Linked DNA regions of Mus musculus: region 2 is linked to region 1. The links are chromatin loops, found by intact Hi-C in ENCODE. Cell type or tissue: heart. All regions are shown on one strand. Each heading gives the region's core, and the rest is flanking DNA. Links, peaks and the distances in the headings are about the cores only.

Region 1 (4,000 bases), core at 1-4,000:
TTTTAAACTTTGGTTTGGTTTTCTTTTGCTGTCGTGAGCCTGGGTCTCAGCAGAGGTTAGTGTCAGCTCGGCTGCCTGGGCTGTGAACTGCAGATGCCACTGTAGCTGAGCTCTGGGATTGGCTCACTGAGGTCCCTCACCGTGCTTCATGTGAGGTCCAGGAATGTATAGTTTTGCGGTCTGATATATTTTGATGGTTGCCAGATAAAATCGATGTCTGGCACTTTTTTCTAGGAAAAACACATTTAGACGTTTCCAAGCTGATTTGTAGGACTTCATGTCATTAGAACTTTGTGGCAGAACTTTTTCTCAAGTGGCTGAAAACATAAAGGAACTTCAGTCTCGAGGGCTGTTCCCAGCATGTCCTGGGAGTGCCAAAGCCGAGAGGCGGACAACGGCCTGGATTGTTTAGACGGCCTTTCTTCAAAAATAACTGAGTATCTGGACTTCTTCCAATAAGGAAAATAACAGCTTTAGCTACTGACACCAGATTAGTCCCACAACTTAGGAAAAACGGGGTACCTTTTCCTCAAGTTTCTAATAACATTTCTTAGTCTGGCTGAGAGGGAGGACTCAGGTTAGTCTTGAAGGTCTGATTGCTGTTTGCTGTTCTATTCTGTTTTTTGTTGTTGTTGTTTTGTTTTGTTTTTTTTCAAGAAGAGCCGGGTTGGGAGAAACAGACTGTTGTTGAAAGTTAGCCTCCCAGTTCAGGCGAGCAAATCACAGTCTTTTTCTTCATTTATGTCCTAAGTATCTTGGATGCGAGTTAAGACGCTATTATAAAGGAATGAAACAGAGAGAGAGGTAGAGAGAGAGAGAGACAGACAGACAGACAGACAGACAGACAGACAGAGACAGACAGAGGGAACCTGGTGATACACGCATTACTTTTTCTTTAAACTCCCTGGCTTCTCTCTAAGGCCAGCGGGTGGATAGCAAGTCTTTACTTGTTGGCAGTACACTGAAGCCTCTTGGAACAAAATGACTATTGAAAACAAAAAAGCAGCTTCGTGAGATACACTTCAGCTAGGGAGCCCAGGAGTAAATATTTTAGATTTGGAAGAACTTTAAAAAAAAAAAAAAAAGCTACAGATCTTCTGAAAGACTTGCCATTTAATTAGTAGGTTAATGAGGCCTTAGGACCGAAAACTTGGTCTGGTTAAAGCACCCACAAAAACTCAAGTAGAACCTGGAAGCAATTCGACCTTGATTTACAAACATGGTGAGGACTAGGGCCAGCTTTGGCTATTTCGAGGAACTGGATAGGGAGAGGGATCAATCAGGGAGAAAGCTGTGTGTGTGTGTGTGTGTGTGAGAGAGAGAGAGAGAGAGAGAGAGAGAGAGAGAGAGAGAGAGAGAGAGAGAGAGAGAGAGAGAGATCTCCTCTCCGGTCTCCATTCTTTCTGCGGGGAGGAGGGGGGGCTACGCTGTCTGGGGCTCGCCCTGGCTGAGCAGAGGGAAGGGCTGAGGTGCCACCGGCTGACGGCTGACGCAGAAGACGTTCTTTTTCTGCAGCCATCTGGGAGTGGCAGCTCCTCCTGGCGTCCAGGCGCCCTGCGGGTCTCAGGGGGTGGGGTGGGGTCCTTATGTCAGGCCACAGCTACAGAGGAGATGTCACCAAATGCGCATTGCGCTGAGCGCACGGCGCCGCTTTCCTCTACAGTGAATGGGTTAACACCTTCTTCTACACCCACCCCTCTGCCCCCACCGTTTACCTCCTACAAACAGAGTTGGGAACCTGGCTGCCACTGTCTGCAAACAAAGCACCTCTCTTGTTTCTGTTAATCCAAAGTAAATATAATCTTCTATTAGCTAGTTTCTCAGTTATTCTGACAGCAACCTACTCGGGGTTAAAAAAAATATCTAGCTAGTTCAGCAAGTCACTATGACGGAGGGACGGGACTGCCTACCTCCTTCCCCACTCCATCCCCTAGGACCTCTTATCTATTTGTAAAAAACTATTTCAGAATGTTCTAATGTCATAGAAGCATCTAATTTTAATCACTTTTTAAAAAGCACACACAAGCAGTATCATGCGTACATACATTCTGCTCTTTAATTTGCTTCTCAGGTTTGCTGTTTGGGGTCTGGATAGCTTTTCATGTCCTTACTCAGATCCCAGCTCTTTACATATTCCAGCCCATGAACACACTTGTTGACAGGCTTGGTCCCCATCAGTGGACGGTTAGGTTGTCTCTGCCCTCACAAACAACAGTGTATTAAAGCCTCTGGGCTTATGAATGTTCTGTGTGTTTATGGGCACAAACACACGGAGTAAATCCCTGCCCCTGGAACTTTTTTGGTGACGGGGTACTCACATGGGACATGTTAGAAGGTTTTCAAAGGCGGGTAGTCCTAGCAATATTTCAGACATAAATAAGTTATTATCTTTCACATCTCCAGCCTTTACCAGGCTTTCTTGAAAACAGTTAATATTTAAATGACACATTTGTTACCGAGAGCAAATCAGCTTGTGTTAAGTTGCTAATTAAGTGTCTTTAAAGTTAAATTTCAAGTCCCAAACAGAGGTCTCTGGAGTGTGCAATTCTCTGCCAGGGCCTTTAGAAACTAGCAAGAAGCCAGCCGTGACAAACTCATCCCAGTCTCCAGGGACATCAACGGCTGTGGCATGTGGCTCTGGAAAACTAGCTGCTTTGAGAAACTCTAGGGTGGGATTGGGAAGGGGTTTGTTTCATGTGTAAGAGTGTTGTCACCAATTAATTCACTTCAGAAACACTGACTAAACACAACCATAGCAAAAGTTTCTCCTCCCCCTGCCTTTCTTTGTACCAGCCTCCCGACACCAGATGGGAGCCCGGTTCTAGGAACCACAAAATTAATTTCCTGCCACTGAAAGGTGATCCAGCAAGGGGATTAGCTTTGCCTGAGGGTGGCTATACACTATATCTAGATCTTGCCCCCAAAGGGATATTTGGCTTGCTTGTGAGTTTAGTGGCTCAAAGCGTTCCACCTGCACCAAACGGTCCATTTAGCTCCTCACTTGAGTTTTCTAGGTAGAAACATTACAGATGAAACCAGGTTCCAATGGATGAGTCAAGTTTTAGAACTTGGGATTCAAGCTGCTATTAAATTGCATTATCGGCAATCCTAGTAGCACTGCCCCCTCCCCCATAGCCTTTTAGATTATAGTCAACCTTGAGGGTGGGGGTTGTGTAGAGTGTTGACAGTTGTCATAATTCCTCAAATAACCACTTGACTGAAAAAAATGGCTATTTTAAAAGCAAACTCCCTCACTCTCAAAACTCAAAGACAGTCACATTGGGATGGGGGGGGGGGTGTCTGGGTGGCATCCAAGAGGAAAACAAAGAAAAACAAACAGCAAAACTCAAACCAAACCAGTTAAAACAAAAAGAAACTTCCCATTCTAGGTCCAAAATTGTGCTTTCAGATAGAGGAGACAAATCAACAGGGCTGAGGAACCTGCTAATAAAAGCCTCTGATTTCAAACCAGTGTCCAGTAATACAGGAGGGGCACATTGGAAGAGTGAGGGAGGCGAAATGATGTCCTGAAATAGAATGGTCCTCTCAACGGTCAGGAAGCACCTGGGGACTTACTTGCTTAGAAATTCAGACAGAAATTGTTTCTGCAATTAGTGGGAAATGAGGCTTCTAAGCGCCAACGCCTTTAATATTTTCATGCCTTTATCTGCCTTTTCCATCAACGTGAATTACAGTGACAATGCATTCAAGTTAATAATACCAAATGTAACTTGGGTTGCAAGGGTGGGGCAGATGATGTCAAGCTAGGAAGGACACTTAGACTGGACACTTGGCTTTAACTCCGAATCTCCCTTTCCTGCTTTGCCCAGAGCCTGCACACCCAGCCTGCGGGGCTTTCATTTTTACAGCTCCTTTCAAGATTCTGTTTAAAAGTCGAAAAGTGAAACAAAGATGTTTTAATTGTTACAACGTCTACCACCTCTTTTAATTTTTTTCTTTTTTCTTTCTTAACATCCATAAAGACTTTAGTCCAGGGGTT
Region 2 (5,395 bases), core at 691-4,690, 210 kb after region 1:
GTCTCAAAACCAAGGTGGACAGGACCTGAGGAACAATGCATGAAGTTGTCCTGTGGCCTGCATAAACTCATGCATGTACACACACATGCACTTGTGTGCACACATATACATCCGCGCACTCATGCATGCATGCATACACACACTTGCATGCACACACATACAGGCACACAAGCATATGGGACAAGGAAGGAGAGGGGAGCAAGAAGAAGGAGAGAAATATGTTGTTCAGGAGCAGGCATGGATGTAGAATCAAATCCTCTTTCAAACTTGTGAGTCATTGCTCAGAAATGACAGTCCGATTTATGATGCAGGGATGTCATCTCCTGCTGACAGTCAACTAATGAGGGTGGTGATTTATGCTACGAAAGGGACTTGTATGACTAGGCTCACATTGTTGCTATGAATTTCTGGGATCCTGGGGACCTTTATCTGTTTTCCACTTTAAAAAGGATACCAAAAAAGTATGCAGTCAGCCAGTAACTCATGCCATCCTCTCGCACTCCTTACCCACAGACAGACAATAATAACTTTTTTAATTGCTTCTGCTAATGCATTTAATTGCTTGGATCAGTGGAGATACAAACCACTTTTTTTTCTTCTTCTTCTTCAAAGAATTATCTGCCACTGAATTATTTCAGCCAAAGAGTGTTGGCTCCTATTAATCCCTCTGCAGCTCAGGCTTTGTTTGTTTGTTTGGAGTGTGAATCCATTGCTGCTCTGGGCTCTCCCTATCCTTTTAGAAATGAGGGCTCTTCCCTTGTAAGGCTATGGCTCATGCAGAAGTGGCCATAATGACTGAGCCAAGAGTAGAGGAAGACTCCAAGGGGCTCATGGAGGTGGGGTGGGCAGTAGGGAGTAGTTGGAGGTCGGAGAAGAAGAGCTTTCAGAATAGACTCACTCCAAGAGCTCACGTTGGAAAAAGGCAGCAGCAGGCTCGGGGCCGTTGTCAAGCACCGCACTGGAGCGCCCACAGTCAGAGCAGCTTGAGAACGACTGTAGTCACAGCAAAACTGTGGAGGACACTGTGACCCAAGCTGACACAGTCATGAAATAGGTGGCATTTCCCCCACTGAGTGGAAAGTTGCTTTTCACCGTGTTCCAAAACACTGGCTCAATTGTGTGCGTGCTTGGTTGTGTTTGTGATACTCGGCATCGCTGTTTCCTGGAAACCCTCCCTGGAGTCCATGGCCATATTCACTCTCGTCCCCCAGCCCCCAGCCCTTCCTCCCCCCACGCTCACCCCCACTTCACCTCTGGGCTGCAGTCAGGACACGCCCCTTTCTCATGCTTCCAGCGATTGATTGTGCAGAACATGAAACCAAAAGCAGATGGGACAAATGTAGATCGGCTGTTGTTCTCCATCTCTGTAATTTCCTAAGTCTGATAGCGTGTTAATCTCCTAACCATACAAGCTGCTTCTGTGCTCCTTGGGACGTCTACACAGAAATATTGCCAGGAAACACACTAAAAGAATATGACGGGATTTTCCATTTTGTTTCTCCCTTCTCCTCCTCTTCATCCTCCTCCTCCTCTTCCTTTTTACCTTCTTCAAGTACCATGCTGTTGGAGCAGGAAATTAAATGCACTACTTTGAAGTTTGTACTTTTCAGAGTTTCTGTTAACTGATCTCTGTGGATCTGACCATGCTTCCCAACTCACAGTGGGGTTACATCTTGGCAAAGCCAATCTAACCTGAAAATATCCTAGGTCACAAATGCATTTCAATGTACCTACCCTATTGAGCACTGTAGCTCAGAAGCACAATAAGAGGGTTGGGTATCTCTGGGGTTGGGTAGTATGGCCGGTAGCTAGCTGGCCAGGAGCTGCAGCCTACAGCCGCTGCCCAGCCTCTCAAGAGAAAAACATACGACAGATACCAAGAAAAGGTCCAAACCCTAAATCTGAAATATACTTTCTACTGAATAGATCTCATTCTGCTTCATTATCAGGTGAGGGAACCTCAGAAGCCAGGGGCCATCGGTGTGACATCAACACCGAAGGATGATGGTTTGGATGATGTAATAGCTAAATCCAAGATCCAGCCCCTGGCGAATGGTCTTCCTAAAAGCAGTCACTCTAGAAGTAGAGTATTTGTTTACCAAACAGAGGTTGTGTTGGCTGGGTCCACATCTTATGCAGACGGGGAATGCCACTGACCGGTAGAGGATAGAAGATGCTATGGAACGAGTGGAGCATGCTGGGAAGAGGGTATGGAGCATTATAGTGTCTCTTTAGACCCACTCCTCTCTTGGTCAGTCACTGGTCACATTGCCTCTCCAAACAGATATTACCAGGCATGCCTTCACAAGGGGCTTATCCTAAATCAATCCTGAAAAAAAAAAATTCAGGTTTCTGTTGTCATCTGTGAAAGTGTAGCTACCCCTGCCCAGTCTCACAGGACCTATAGAATCCTGTTTCTCTGGAGGAATCTATAGCTGCATGAATTAAGGAAGTATATAAGGATCATCTTGTCCCTCCAGGTCACATAATGTTCTGCCCAGAGGATTCAGGTTGATGGCTCAGTGGGAGTGTCCGAGAAGCTTCACAATTAGAGAATTGCAGTCAGACTAGTCTGAAATGACTTCCTGGTCATATTCTCATTCTCTCACTCTCTCTCACTCTCCCTCCCTCTCCCCCTCTCCCCCCTCTCCCTCTCCCCCTCTCCCCCCTCTCCCTCTCCCCCTCTCCCCCCCTCTCCCTCTCCCTCTTTCTCCCTCCCTCCCCCTCCCTCTTTCTCCCTCTCTCTCCCCTTCCCTCTCTCTCTCTCTCTTGGGATTTGTTGACTACATTCACCTCATCAGCATCTTAGCAGGCTATCTGAAAGAACCCAGACCTTCAGCCAGACAGAACTGGATTTAAATCAGTCTCAGTCTCAGACACTTACTAGTTAGTGTTTGGGACATGTCATTCAGTGTCCCCTAATACTACAACCTCCTTTTTTTGAGTCGATGCTACCCATCTTGTGGTAGTGACTCGGAAGGCACAAGTATTTCCTTGTCTCCTCCAATCCTTGTTTTCAAATGATACAAACAGAGAACACGCTTGTGTCAGACCTCTCTGGAACCCGAAGGCACTGTACTAGGAAATGTTCCTAAGCCTGGAGCACAGCAGTTGCTTTATTAGTCATACAGGCATGAAGGAAATTACTTCATCTTGCTTTCCTTCCGTTATCTACCCAGTAGCTAGGAGGGACATGTGGGGCTGGCTAGCCTAGGATAAGAGGAGACAGTGCTGGGCCATAAGGACCTGTTTCACACAGCTCTTTCTCAACCCCATCCTGGGAGCAGAAAAGGCCACAGTACCAGACAGAATGACCAGTGCTAGGATGCCAGGGATCCCAACCACAGAGGAGGAGGAGGAAGAGGAGGAAAGGAGGAGGAGAAGAAGAGGAGGAGGAGGAAGCGGTGGCTTATCAGTACCGAGTTGGGCATATCAGTACTAAGTTCCCTCTGCTTTCTCCTGCCCGCCTCCTTCATGGTCTTGTTTGTTTGTTTGTTTGTTTGTTTCCAATTAATAAGAGCCTGGGCTGTTGGGAATGAGTAAGCATGCCAAGCAGCCTTGGAACCTGACAAGAAGTTACAGAACTCTCCTTTCATCTTATTTCTGCCTGCAAGATGCCCAGGTTAAAGGCACAACCTTCATCAGCAGGACCTGTTGTACTTAGAGGCTTGCAGGACACCTGCCTCCCATGAAGCGTTTCAGCTACATACTTTGTACCCAAGGACCACCTGTGCCTCCCGTCCTTAATTCAGAGTCGTCTTCCTTACGCCAAGGATGAGGCAACAGTCAATTTGGTGGAAAGATCTCTGTAATAGGAAACGAATAAAACTATCAATGCTAAATAAAATAGACCACTGTGAAACTTGGGTTAGATCCCACAGGGAAGCGTATGTGTGATTAACTGCGTTATGTAACAAGACCGCCTTTAATAGCTGGCATGGTTCTTTTTGTTGTTCTAAGGGAAAAGTGGCCAAGGCTGAAGCCAGAGCACATGATATTATTTGAAAGTGCTGCAGCCTCTGGAAATGCTCCTCCGAGGGGTATCCAGAATCAGGGTTCTCACTTGATTTATGGTTGTTCTAAAGGTTTAATACCTTTTATATTTTCACAACTATACCCTTTGCTTCCAGAAGCCTCTGGCTATGTTTCTGCTGCTTTGAATCCCATACCTTATTTACCCATTCAAGAGGGATATTTTAGAACTGTGCAAAAACGAAGGTTCTATAGTATTTGATTTTGAGCAATCCCATGGATGAAAGGGTTGAGACTGTACGGCAGGGCACACAGCCTTTACCCAGCCACTTGCGAGAACCCAGCAGAGGTGGTCACTGGACAGAATAGTTTTAATGTGTCAGCCCCTTCTATCGGCCACAGTGCTGGCTCTGAGGCTCCTCAGCCCTCACAGCTCTCTCTGTTAGGTGTGGCTGGCAGGGAAGGCCAAGATTAAGCCAGGGCAGATTCCCAGCCCATCAAATCAGAAACAGAAGGGCATTGGAAGTTGTGCTAGCACAATCTACAAAATCAGCTGGATGGGAATTACACTCAGCAATGAAGACTGTGATGGAGCCAGGGTGGAGCATCATGGGAGAGTCTGGGAAAGAGGCTCCAACACAATACAGGGTTGGGGACAAGGCGGAAGCGATAAGTGTCTGAACGCTTTCAAGGAAACAAGGCCAGCTTCTTTGAAGAGGACTTGGCACGAAACACACCATGTAAAGTTTGATACGCGATGCTGGAGACGGTGCACATACCTATAACTCATCACAAGAGGAGCCAGAGTTCAGAGTTGGCCTCAGCTACAAAGCAGGGCCGAGGTCAGCTGAGACTCTATGAGGCCCTGTCTCGAAACACGAGAGTGGATTGGCAGGCTTTGCCACACACGTACACCATCTCCACAGTCAGGATAATGATAGAGCTACCATCTTGAAACTTTTCTCATGGCCCTTTATAATTCCTTCCCATTTCCCTGGGCCCGGGAAAACATGGGTTTGCTCTCTGTTGTCATTGGTGATTTTCATTTCCGGCATTCACCTAAATGCGTTCTGTACTTCCCCTCCTCCCCTCCTCCTTTCTGGCTTCTTTCATTCAGCGTAATTATTGTGAGACTCATTCAGGTTGAAGTATGTATAGTATTTCATTCATTTGACTAGACAGCAATATTCCACCGTACCGATATCCCACACGCTGTTTACCCGCTTGCACGTTGAGAGAATCGTAAATTATGTTGTGGCAGTTATGGATGGAGCTGCCGAGAAGCACCCGCATGCATGTGACTGCCTGAGCAAAGATGACTTTTCTCTGTGGTAAATGCTTAGAAGTGCAGTTGGAGGAACAAAGGCCTGGCATATATTTAACTTGTTAAAGAAACCCGTCAGGCTGTCTTTAGAGTAACTTT

Evidence for each region. A loop is a pair of places that touch in the nucleus more often than their neighbours do. Peaks named below come from ENCODE experiments on the same cell type or tissue, not always from the same donor. Only the 100,000 strongest peaks of a DNase experiment are listed, where the experiment ranks them.
Region 2: it touches region 1 in a loop (1.9-fold over the local background); 2 of 42 quality-filtered maps call a loop at or near these places.

The regions. Positions count from the first base shown.
Region 1 is chr10:95,396,262-95,400,261 of GRCm38, reverse strand. It overlaps a transcript of Socs2 not described here. Among named protein-coding and RNA genes, the nearest start is that of Gm33230, 16 kb to the left of the region's middle. In heart, for the core only: a CTCF peak has its summit at 1,542; DNase peaks (open chromatin) are centred at 381, 1,541 and 3,671; H3K4me3 peaks cover 920 bases; H3K27ac peaks cover 439 bases; H3K27me3 peaks cover 281 bases.
Region 2 is chr10:95,189,876-95,195,270 of GRCm38, reverse strand. The region is part of intron 2 of Cradd (CASP2 and RIPK1 domain containing adaptor with death domain); the gene reads left to right. Among named protein-coding and RNA genes, the nearest start is that of Gm29684, 47 kb to the right of the region's middle. In heart, for the core only: no CTCF peak of the experiment used is centred there; DNase peaks (open chromatin) are centred at 1,070, 3,180 and 3,810; H3K27ac peaks cover 1,253 bases.